Linked DNA regions of Homo sapiens: all the other regions are linked to region 2. A link is a contact called in ENCODE Hi-C or POLR2A ChIA-PET data. All regions are on one chromosome and are shown on one strand. The core of a region is the stretch at or near the end of the contact, and the rest is flanking DNA. Distances in the headings are between cores, read along the strand shown.

Region 1 (2,700 bases), core at 161-2,660, 1.2 Mb before region 2:
GGTCTCGTCTCGCTTGCTGTAATGGGCAAGTGACTGTTTTCCTCCAAGTCTCTCCCACTGAACACACTTGAGTGCATCCATGATTTGTGCTAAGTAAACAGACAAATGCATACGAACAGCAGAGCCTTTCTTTCTGAAGAAGAGACGCCAATTCTTTTCCAGGGATGCGGACAGCAAGGAGGGAGCCTGTGTACAGTACATTACACCAAGGTTTGGTTCCCCCAACAGCTCCGTGAGGTCAGCAGGAGCCAGGGTTACCAAATCTACTTCACAGAGGAGAAACCGGATTCTTAGAAGAAGCCGTCCATCCCAAGGTCACTCAAAACCGCAGGATCTAGAATCCAGGTCTCCAGATTCCCAGACCCTTGGGCCTCCCCTAGCTGGTTCTAGAGAAACCTCATGGACTCAGCTCTCCGGTGTACTGACTTCATTTGGTGGTGTGTCAACTCCAACAGTAGGCAGACCCAAAGGGTGCCCAGAGTACAACGCTTGGACCCACGGCCAACTCAAGCGGCGCACACGGAGAAGGCACTCAGCACACGAGGAGCACCCCGGCATGCACGAAGTTCTGACTTATCACACACGGAGCAGTCGTAGACCACATGGCCCAATATATGCCTGACACAAAGGGCACAATAACTGCGCGGGCACACAAACACAACCAGGCCCACGACGTAAAGCACGGAGAAGCTCAAACACCCAGGATCGCACAAATGACCAGAGACAAAATACACCGGCCACATGGAAAAGTGTACAGACACAAGCCCGGGACAAAAGACAGTTCCACGGACACAACCAATAACCCACGCTTCCGGACGCCAGGACAAGCGCAAGGTCACACGCTTCTGGAGGACACGTGACTAAACCCACAGACCCCGCCGGGCTTTCGGGACCTGCATGGAGCCCACCTGGCGCCCGACACTCACTGTGGGTGACAGTCACGGTGAGCCCAGCTGCCGCCATTTCCTCCCTGGTCACCTCCTCGCTCCGGGTCGACTCCTCGTCCCGGGTCACCTCCTGGCTCCGATTCATCTCTTCGCCCTGGGTCGCCTCCTCACTCTGGGTCGCCTCTTCACTCCAGGTCGCTTCCTCACTCAGGGTCAACTCCTCGCTCCGGGTCAACTCCTCGCTCCGGGTCGAGCGGCGCCGGGTTTTCTTCTTCATCCGCGGCCTGCGAGCGCCGGCGGCGGCGCCCCTGGTGGGTCGGTCATGCCCGCTGGCAGTACTCCGGGCAGGTGGACGCCCAGAGGGAGGCGGACCACGCTGGGCCGGGGGCTCCGACTGGCGCGGCTCCCGGCCTGGCCGAAGGGCGCGCAGCCGGGAACCCAGCCGCTCCCGGTCGCCTCGCGGTCTCCGCGCCCCCCCGCGCTGAGCCAGGCCCGCACTTGTTGACCGCCCAGCGATGGAAGCTGAGCGCGGCGTCTCACAACCCCGCCCGACTACTTCCCAGCCCCGCCCCGGCCTGCCGGCCCCGCCCTCGCCCTATGCCGCGTTAGTTGCCTCCAGGCCCCACCCACTCAACTGAGGCCCCGCCTTGCTACAGTAAAACCCCTCCCACTCCTTCTACCAACACCCCGCCCCCTGCAGGCTCTCTCCGAGAGCACCAAGTCCTTTTGCTCTCCATCCCCGGAAGACCCGGCTGAAAATCCGGAAAAAGAATCGGGAAACGCCAGGAGGCATATTGCGCTTGCGCACGGAGGGGCCGGAAGTCGAGGCGGGAGTGACTCTGCTTCCGTTTCTGGTTTTGCTCTAGTGTTTGGGTTTCTTCGCGGCTGCTCAAGATGAACCGACTCTTCGGGAAAGCGAAACCCAAGGCTCCGCCGCCCAGCCTGACTGACTGCATTGGCACGGTGGGCATTTGATCATGCATAAGTAGGCTCAGGACCTCTGACACACCCGACCCCGCCCACCCCCAGCCCCGGGCCCATATTCTTCCACTTCATTTCGGGTCCTGGGCCCCTTACACGTCGTCCCTCTCTATCTCACCTTCTCCCCTTCATCCCTGTTACCCAAGTCATTCCTAACGCCACAAACCAGGGAACCCCTAACCCCATCACTGCCTTGCCCTGCCAGCACCCAACCCGTTTTGATGCCCATTGCCCGTCCACTCGCTCTCGCCTTGATCCTCTCACCTCACCCAGCCCTAGGCCCATACACCCTTCCCACCTCATCCTGCCTGATCCCTTACCCTTCTTCCATCTGTCATCCCCAGTCCACATCAGGACTCAGCTTGATATCCTAGGTCAACATATCTGTGCCTTCGTCCTGGATCTCAGTAACACAAAACTCAGAACCCTAGCCCCTCAGATTAAGCCACCATCCCCGATTTAGGGAATGGCATTAGATCTACAATCAGCTGGTTTCACTTGGCACTGGCCCATTTCATGTGCCTCTTGGAGGAACTCTCAGCCTGGCTAGTCTCTGATTCTAGGGAAATTCCAACTCAACTCAGTGATTCTCAAATTATTTTCTGCCCCAACCCACTTGAAGGCTACCTGGTATATCAGAATCGGGGCAGTGTGGCGGGGGGTAAGAGAATAATTTATAAAGCCCAGGGTTTCTGGTTGGGAATACCCTTCTTTGTGAACCACTGTTTTTCACCCTTCCCCTTAAGCTCCTCTTTTCTTCCTCTGTATTCCTTCCTCTCTACCTGCCCCTTCTGGAATAAGTGTATTGCAGTAACTACCAGTGCATTTGATA
Region 2 (2,700 bases), core at 133-2,632:
AGCGAACACAGCCTAGACATTCCCTCTCTTCCCCCCTCACTATACGAGCTGGCTAGGCCTCCACGTCTCCCACCCGGTTGCCTGACAGACAAGCGAGGTCAGGGAGCCCCCTGGGCGGTGGCCAGCAAGCATGGTCTCCCTTAGGCCTAGCCTCGGTGCACCCGAGTTGCCCTCCCCCTTCCATTCCCTCCGCGCCAGCAGCGATGACATCATTCCTCCCTGACTCCGGGACCGCGGACAGGCGGCAGGATCCGCGCCCAGCAAGGACTTCAGGCACGTAGGCCTAAGATGATGGGGGCTCTTCCCAACCAGTGCGCACAGGCAGCTCCAGCGCGACCCCACTTCCTCTCCCGTCGGTTCCCGAGCACTCTCATCTGCACCCCGATTCCCCATCTGGTCGCCGCGCACTCTCCTTCCCGGTTTAGATGCCCCCAGCCTGGTCTGCCTGCGCTCCCCACCGGAGAACGGAATTCCCAGGTTCTGCACCAACCACCTTCCCCCACTGGGTCCCTCGCCCCGGCCCAGCGTTCCTGTCCGTATATCCAGCGGACAGGCGGGCAAGCCCCTCCTCTTCTAAAAGCTGATTCCCAATCTCTCTTAGCCTGACGGCTCCCCCGCCCTAAGCATCACAGGCCTCTAGGACTAAACGCCTCCCCACCTCCCATCCCAGACCCCTGGGCCTGCCGCCGGCGGTGCCCCATGGCAGTTCCCTCGCCAGTCCCTGCTATGGGCCTCCACTAGCGGTGTGCACCTTTGTGCCCCCTCCGTTCCATCCGACGGTGCCCTGCTTCCACCGACGGTGCCCTCCGCCCTTACAGGTCCCTTTGCTCTCATCCAGCATATTCTCCCACGGTTTTCTTGTCCTGCAAGTCCCCGTCCCCCGGCAATACGTTTTCAGGGATCTCTTTGCCCCATCCGATGGCGCCCCTCCGCACGATCCCCCCGGCCTGATTCCCTCCCTCCCCCTCAAGCGACGCCCCCTCCGGCCTTGGCCTGCCCGCCGCCCGCCCCCTCACCAGCGGCTGCATCTCCGAGTGCGCGGTGGGCACCTGGAACCGGTCGATCTCCTCCATCATGGTGCCGGCGGGCGAGCGGGCCAGGGGCCGGGCGCGGCCGCGGACGCCGACAGGACCGCGCGGGGCGGCGGCCCCAGGAGCCCGGCGGGTGGTGCAGACTAGGCCTCCCCGGACCACTCGGGCGGGCAGGGGCCGGGCGGATGCAGGGGTGGGCGGGGGCGAGAGGTTCGCAGACTGGCTGAGGCCGGCGTGACTCCGTGGGCTTGCCTAGCACTACCGCGGCTGTGGCCGGGCCGAGCCGCAGGTCTTGCCTCGCCTCCTACTCCGCTGCCGCCTCCTGTCAGCAGCTCAGCCACTGCGGTGACTCGGCAACTCCACTTCCGGGTCCGGGACACCGCCCGGATCTTGCATTATTCATGAGGAGGCGGTGCCTGGGGACCCCAGCCCCACCCACATGCGGGAGTTCCGAATGCGCGCGGCCGCCCAGCTGTGATTCCTGAGGGGGCGGGGCTTAGTGGAGACTCGCTCGCCGCGCGCCCAACCCCGCCTCCTTTCCGGGCCGGCTGGGCGCGCCGAAGCGCCTGCGCCTTGGCTGCTGGTCGGTTGCTGGGTAACCGCGTCAGGGAGTTGGATTCTATCCTGCAAGGGCACGGGGACCCACAACGACGGCTGTCCCTAAAGAACCGTTGCGACTGGTAACTGAAGTGGAAGAGAGTCCAGATTTCTTGTGTGTGGTCAAGGAGACGGACAAACTTTTTGTCTTCAGACGAGGGAGCGTTTTGTAGGCTCTCCAGGGGTTGAGATGATTCCTGCTTCTGCGAAGGCTCCCCATAAACAGCCTCATAAGCAGGTAACGTACGCACACCTTCCTTCTGATGACCTCTGACCTTCGTCGTCGCCAGTGACCACTAATCATACCTCTCCTACTGATCCTTGATCTTTTCTCTGTTGACCCCAGCCTTCTCACCCCCGTGACCTCTGGTAAGTGCTCCCACTGACCTCTGACTCTGTCCTACTCTTTCCCACTAATCCCGGCCTCCTCTCCCATACTACCCCAATCCACCGTTTCTTACCTCTCTCCTTTTATCCACCATTCCCATCTCTTCACTTCACTTTACCCCATGGACTCATTCTGACCAGTCTATTCTCCTTAACTTCCCCATCCCCATTCCCACGAGTCCCTTCCTCCTTGTTCTCACATTCTTGTCCCAAAGGAATTTTTCTTTTTCTTTTTCTTTCTTTCTTTCTTTTTTTTTTTTTGAGACAGAGGCTCGCCCTGTAGCCCAGGCTAGAATGCAGTGGCGCCATCTCAGCTCTCTGTAACCTCTGCCTCCTGGGTGCAAGCGATTCTCCCACTTCAGCCTGACGAATAGCTGGAACCAAAGGCATAGGCCACCACGCCCGGCTAAATTTTGTGTTTTTGGTAGAGACGGGGTTTCCCCATGTTGCCCAGGCCCGTCTCTAACTCCTGAGCTCAAGCGATCCTCCTACCTTGACCTTCCGAAGTGCTGGGATTACAGGCGTGAGCCACGGCGCCCAGCCTCAAAGGCATTCTTTATCCAACCCTTTGCTGTGTGCCTAGCTCCAGGCTAGGTGGGAACACAGCTCTTGCTGTTTGGGAGCCCACAGAGGGTGTGCAAGAGAACTAAACAGAATACAGGACAGGCTATGTGCAGGAGTGTGA
Region 3 (2,700 bases), core at 26-2,525, 1.1 Mb after region 2:
CTCTCAGCCTGCCTCCGCACTCGAGACGGCAGCTTTCTCTCCCTCCGCCCACCGTTCCGCCGCTAGGTGGCAGGCGGCTCAACGACGCCCTTTTAAACCGTTTGCCCCGGAGTGGACCGCCGGGATCGCGTGTCACCACCCAACCCTAGCGATGATTGGCTATTTCGCCGAGGCCGGAGGAGGAACCAGCGGCAGAACCGGAAGCGTCTGGTACGGCGAGTGCACGGAGTCCTGAGACTGCGTGCGCACCCAGGCACCGCGCCGACTTAAAGAGGCCAGTTGCAGCCCCTCCTCCGGCCTTAGGGGGCAGACCGTGTTCCTACGTGGAGGGCGGAACCCTCACACTGAGGAGGGCTGGGTCACACTGAGGGGAGGAGTCACCTTGAGAGGAGGGGTCACAATGACTAGTGGATTTCCTCGGAGGTGGGGTCTCACTGCGTGGGAGGAACACAGAGCAAGGGGGTGCAGCACTGAGGGGTTCTGACACACTGACGGTGGCAGTGCCACACTGGGGAAAAGTGCCCCCGAAAGGGAGGTGTCTCACTGAGGAAGGGAGGGGTCTCCGAGGGACAGCGTTCTTTGAGGGGGGTGGGATCTTGCGGAAGGACGGGCTTCCCTGCAGGTGGAGGCTTCTCTCTTAGAGTCTTTTGGGCAAAGTAGTAAGAGGGAGGTCCCGGCTGGGTGGTCACAGGGCGGAGGACCTGGACTCTCTTCTTTATTGGGAGGCGGCAGGATGAAGTGAGGAGGAGTCGGGGCTAAGCTGGGTATGGGCCGGCCAAAGGCTTCCTATAGCCCCGGGGTATCACAACCTCCCGTGAAGGTAGAAGGTGTTAGGGAGGCCAGAGGTTCAAGGTGTCGGAGTCGAAGAGACCTGGGAAATGGGCAGGCTGGGCCGGGGCGCAGGCCAGGAAGGTGGACAGGTTGCTAGGCTACCTCTGATTGCGGCTGGGCCTGAGGGGCCTACCTTTCTGCCCCGTTGGTCCCTGGAGCCCAGGAATCCGGCAGGTTTCTGAGCCCGACCCTCAACGGACAGTAACCCAGGGAGGAGAGGGGACTCCCTGGGCAGCTAAGCTTCGCATGCGCACCATCAGCCCTTAATTCCCTCCCGTTATTCAAGCTCAGGCCGGAGCTTATTTGACCCGGGCGGCCCAGGGCATCGCGGCCGGAAAGCGGGGAGGCGGGGGTGCGCACCTGAGGGGGCGTGGCCGCTGCCGGGAGGCCGGGCTGGAAGGAGTTAAGCGGAGGCCCGGCCCAGCCCCGCCCCCGGCAGGCCGCGGAGCCTGATCCCCGGCGGCTAAGCGGAGCAGCCGCCGCCCGCCCGCCCGCCCGCCTCCGCCCGCGGCAAGCCAGCCCGCCGGCGCCCCGGAGCGCTGCCGCCACCGTCACCGCCACCGCCCGGTCCAGGCCCAAGCCCAGGCCCTGCGCGGAGCGGAGCGGCGCGGCGTCCACCCGGGCCCAGCCAGCCGGCGCGGCGGGGGCGGGTCCAGGATCTTCGGCGGATCTTCCATTCTCAGGGCGGGAGCCGGAGTCCGGGCGCCCGGGATCGGGCTGGGCCCGCGCCCATGGCAAGCGCGGCCTGCCCGGGCCCTGGGGACCCTGCCATGTGAGGCAGGCCCGGGCTGGGGGCCCGGCCATGGCCGGGGAACGGCCCCCACTGCGGGGCCCTGGGCCCGGGCCTGGAGAGGTGCCGGGGGAGGGGCCCCCGGGGCCGGGGGGCACGGGCGGAGGCCCGGGCCGGGGCCGCCCCTCCTCCTACCGGGCTCTCCGCAGCGCCGTGTCTAGCCTGGCGCGTGTGGACGATTTTCACTGCGCGGAGAAGATCGGGGCCGGCTTCTTCTCTGAGGTCTACAAGGTAGGACCGGCCGAGAGGGCAGAGGGGCGGGACCGAGCCTTCAACCAGAGGCTGAAACTAGGGGGCCGGGAGTGCGGGGAAGAGGGTCCAGACTCCGGCGACCCGCCCGACCTGCCCGGCCCTCGCCGGCTGCTCCTGCCCCCAGGTTCGGCACCGACAGTCAGGGCAAGTCATGGTGCTGAAGATGAACAAGCTCCCCAGTAACCGGGGCAACACACTACGGGAAGTGCAGCTGATGAACCGGCTCAGGCACCCCAACATCCTAAGGTGAGCGGCCCCAGTCTCTGGGCAGCTTGCTGGGCGGGAGAGAAAGGGAAAGATCCCGCGGGAAAAGTGGAACTGAGGAGGAGCTGAGGCCTTTAATAGCCTATCCTTCTATCTTCCCCATCCTCTTGCAGGTTCATGGGAGTCTGTGTGCACCAGGGACAGCTGCACGCTCTTACAGAGGTGAGGATAGGCCAGGAAGGAGGGATCCCCACCCCCCTTCACCCCCAAGGATAAAGGGAGTCAACAGGCCTGGTGGATCTACGGAGGACTAGTGAGAGGCAACAGGATCTCCTCTCAGGGGAGGCTTTCCTGAACTTTCCTTTAGGCAAACCACATATAAAAGGCCTCAACTGGTCTTATTCTCTGTATCCCCTAGAACAGTGCTGTCCAATAGAATTTTCTTCAGTGACGGAAATGTTCTCTATCTGTGCTGTCCAATACAGTAGCCACTAGCCACATGTGGTTAAATTTAAATTATTTTCATTGTTTAGATTATTTTTTGTGGGTCAACTTGATTAAAAAATTTTTTAAATTATTTAAATTGTTGCACATGGCTAATGGCTATTGAGTTGAACGGGGCA
Region 4 (2,700 bases), core at 178-2,677, 1.2 Mb after region 2:
GAATTAAGGGTTCCGAATGATGGGAACACACTTGAGCTGAGAACTGAAGGTCGTGTAGAACCCAGTATGCAGAAAGGGAATGCAGCGGCATGTCAGGGAGAGTCAGTGTAATTTCAACTGTCTGGCTTACAGTAGTAGCTGCTCAAGTTAAAAAATCACTAGAGTCCGTCGGGGTGGCACGTGCCTGTAATGTCAACTACCCGGGAGGCTGAAGCGGGAGGATCCCAGGAGTTTAAGACCAGCCTGGGCAAGAGAGCGACCCGCCGTTCCAAAAAAAAAAAAATCACTAATAAGTAGGCACGGTTCTAACTTGAGTGATCCCATTTAATCATCATAGCTCTTGAAGTAAGTGCTTATCTTCATTCCTCAGAGTGGAAAGGAAGGCACGGAGAGAGAACTAAGTTTCACAAGGTCACCGCTCTTGAGTACAGGAGGCAGGATTCTAGCCCAAGCAGAGTCCATATGTTGTGTACCAGCTACACAGTGAATGGTGGCTACTATGGCGTTTGCCAAAGGGAGAGGGAGGTAGAAGAGGAGGCTGTTTCAGGAATGCTCCATATTTGGAGTAATGAGCACAAGGACTTCATAGCAAGGCCAAGAACAGCGTAAAGCTGCCCGCGCATGAAAAGCAGCCGCGTTGACCGGGCGCGGTGTCACGCCTGTAATCCCAGCACTTTGGGAGGGCGAGGTGGACTGATCGCTTGACACCAGGCGTTCGAGACCAGCCTGGGCAACAGGTGAAAATCCGTCTCTACAAAAAATACAAAAATTAGCCAGGCATGATGGCGTGCGCCTGCGGTCCCAACTACTTGGGAGCCTGAGGTGAGGCATCGCGTGAGCCCGGGGAGGTCGAGGCTGCAGTGAGCCGTGGTCTCGGGAACAAAAAACAGCCGCGCTGAGAATGAGCCCCGTGTGGTTGGTGCGCGGACACGCACTGCCTGCGTAACTAGAGGGAGCTGACGGATGACGCCCCCGCGCCACGCCGCTCAGCGGGATACGCTTCTTGGCGGACTTTGGAGTGGGAAGCGGGGAATGTCTACGTGCGTATGCACGTGGCACTCTCTGCCCGAGGTCCGGGGACTTTCCCCTAGGCGGAAAGGGGAGGAACAGAGTCCTCAGTGTGTAGCCTAGGATACAGGCCTTCAGCACGAACCACGTCCTCAGCTTCACAGAGTAGTATTTTATAGCCCTAAAGAAATTGTGTTTTATGATTAGGGTGAGAAAGTTGGTGGCGTGAGATTAAAAAAACCGTTTTCGGGCATAACTTTCTAAGACTATAGGCTTTCAGAGGCATTGTGGCTAGCAGAATAGCTAATAGACACGAAATGAACAAATACAGGAAAGCTAGAATGACACTATCTTATGCAAATATGGTCTGGCCCCGCCCTACGGGGAGTGGGCGTGGCCTCCCCGGAGCCGGCCGGCCTGCTCGCGTGCGCGTGCGCGTTGGGGCGGCCGGCCAATGCCGGACCGCTTCGGCACCGCCCGCCCGATCCCTCCACCCGTGGGCCGGCAATGGCGGGCGCAGTTTCGCTCTTGGGTGTGGTGGGGCTGCTGCTTGTGTCTGCGCTGTCCGGGGTCCTAGGAGACCGCGCCAATCCCGACCTCCGGGCACACCCAGGTACCAGCTAGGGCTGCTGGAGGAGGGCTGGGACTGCGCACGGGTCCCAGGCCCCAGCTCGGCTGACTCGCCTGTATCCTCCCTCCGCAGGGAACGCAGCCCACCCCGGCTCTGGAGCCACGGAACCCCGGCGGCGACCACCGCTCAAGGATCAACGCGAGCGGACCCGGGCCGGGTCGCTGCCTCTGGGGGCGCTGTACACCGCGGCCGTCGCGGCTTTTGTGCTGTACAAGTGTTTGCAGGTACGGGGCGGCCGGGGGTAGGGGTGCCCCTGCAGGTGCGGGACCGCCGGGCGTGGGGATCCCCTGAGCCCGAATCTCCCATGGGGGTGCCAGGGTACCAAGAACAAGACACAGCTTCCCTGTCTGTAAAATAAAGACAGTAGTCCGTTGGCCTTCCAATATTATGAGGTTATTTTGAGGATCCAGGGAGGTAACGGATGTGAAGAGCGTGTGGTGAACTGTAAATAATGACTATCACATTTAGTTCTCCTACAATCCAGTGAGGAGTAGTCACTTGCTCGAGGTCACCCAGCGCTGGCAACTGCTGGAGCTGGGATTTGAACCCAGCTAGCAGTGTCCATGCTACAAGAGTGGGGCCAGCCTTGGCACAGGAGGTTGATTGCTGCAGCCAGTGTTTCTAGAGTTCCAGATATGAAGTGGTCTCATGTTCTCCTTGGGAGGAGGCCCTGAAATGTAAGTTGACAGTACATTTTGAAAAACAGTACCTTCCAGGGCTGTGTCTTTAGCCGTGACCCTATTACGTACTTGCATTATAAAATAGAACCGATGGAACCAGTTTAGATATATGAAACTAGAAGAGATAGCTAATAATGACCCCAGGTAGATGTGACAGGCTAGGATGAATGACTGAATTTAATGATGAACTTTGAGAAGGATAGACTAGTAAATTCTGTTCTTGGACCTGAGTACAGTCTGGGAGAAACATAATGTAGCAGGAGGTCTTATGAAAGAGAGTTAGGCATTCCAGTTGACTGAGTTCACTGTGGGATGTGACAAGCCACTTCCCAAATCAGTGCTGGGAACATGGCACTGTGCTTCACCTGCCAATCAGAATGC

What was found. Hi-C counts contacts between places; a loop is a spot of excess contacts on that map. ChIA-PET counts read pairs that join two places held with the same protein, here RNA polymerase II (POLR2A). Pooled maps may share reads with other maps.
Region 1: a loop to region 2 is called in a pooled map, with 16 times the contacts of the local background. The contact joins the promoter of BAG1 here to the promoter of FAM219A in region 2. A Hi-C loop is called at or near these places in 1 of 37 single-sample maps with no recorded cell type and 7 of 50 pooled maps. POLR2A ChIA-PET finds 5 or more read pairs at or near these places in 1 of 52 experiments (naive thymus-derived CD4-positive, alpha-beta T cell).
Region 3: a map of CD8-positive, alpha-beta T cell shows a loop between it and region 2 (18-fold over the local background). The contact joins the promoter of TESK1 here to the promoter of FAM219A in region 2. A Hi-C loop is called at or near these places in 2 of 168 maps with a recorded cell type or tissue (CD8-positive, alpha-beta T cell and naive thymus-derived CD4-positive, alpha-beta T cell) and 9 of 50 pooled maps. POLR2A ChIA-PET finds 5 or more read pairs at or near these places in 1 of 52 experiments (HEK293).
Region 4: a loop to region 2 is called in a pooled map, with 8 times the contacts of the local background. The contact joins the promoter of CCDC107 here to the promoter of FAM219A in region 2. A Hi-C loop is called at or near these places in 1 of 37 single-sample maps with no recorded cell type and 6 of 50 pooled maps. POLR2A ChIA-PET finds 5 or more read pairs at or near these places in 2 of 52 experiments (PC-9 and activated CD8-positive, alpha-beta memory T cell).

Annotation. Positions count from the first base shown.
Region 1 is chr9:33,263,298-33,265,997 of GRCh38, forward strand. BAG1 (BAG cochaperone 1) reads right to left here and starts at 1,411. Exons shown (of 7, transcript NM_004323.6): 1 at 927-1,411. The coding sequence starts at 1,377. It overlaps CHMP5 (charged multivesicular body protein 5), which reads left to right and starts at 1,752. Exons shown (of 8, transcript NM_016410.6): 1 at 1,752-1,850. The coding sequence starts at 1,782. RefSeq lists enhancers at 420-469, 600-1,189, 1,720-1,959 and a silencer at 1,220-1,539.
Region 2 is chr9:34,457,188-34,459,887 of GRCh38, forward strand. FAM219A (family with sequence similarity 219 member A) reads right to left here and starts at 1,383. Exons shown (of 6, transcript NM_001184940.2): 1 at 1,017-1,383. The coding sequence starts at 1,076. DNAI1 (dynein axonemal intermediate chain 1) reads left to right here and starts at 1,618. Exons shown (of 20, transcript NM_012144.4): 1 at 1,618-1,866. The coding sequence starts at 1,819. RefSeq lists enhancers at 1-49, 1,181-1,721, 1,284-1,578, 1,675-1,744 and a silencer at 1,055-1,304.
Region 3 is chr9:35,603,987-35,606,686 of GRCh38, forward strand. TESK1 (testis associated actin remodelling kinase 1) reads left to right here and starts at 1,276. Exons shown (of 10, transcript NM_006285.3): 1 at 1,276-1,852; 2 at 1,998-2,119; 3 at 2,251-2,299. The coding sequence starts at 1,634. RefSeq lists an enhancer at 512-621 and silencers at 1,102-1,351, 1,382-1,681, 1,702-1,871, 1,806-2,100, 1,882-2,141.
Region 4 is chr9:35,656,865-35,659,564 of GRCh38, forward strand. CCDC107 (coiled-coil domain containing 107) reads left to right here and starts at 1,428. Exons shown (of 5, transcript NM_174923.3): 1 at 1,428-1,621; 2 at 1,712-1,863. The coding sequence starts at 1,516. It overlaps ARHGEF39 (Rho guanine nucleotide exchange factor 39), which reads right to left. Exons shown (of 9, transcript NM_032818.3): 9 at 2,479-2,700. It also overlaps RMRP. RefSeq lists enhancers at 192-700, 701-1,208 and a silencer at 1,291-1,550.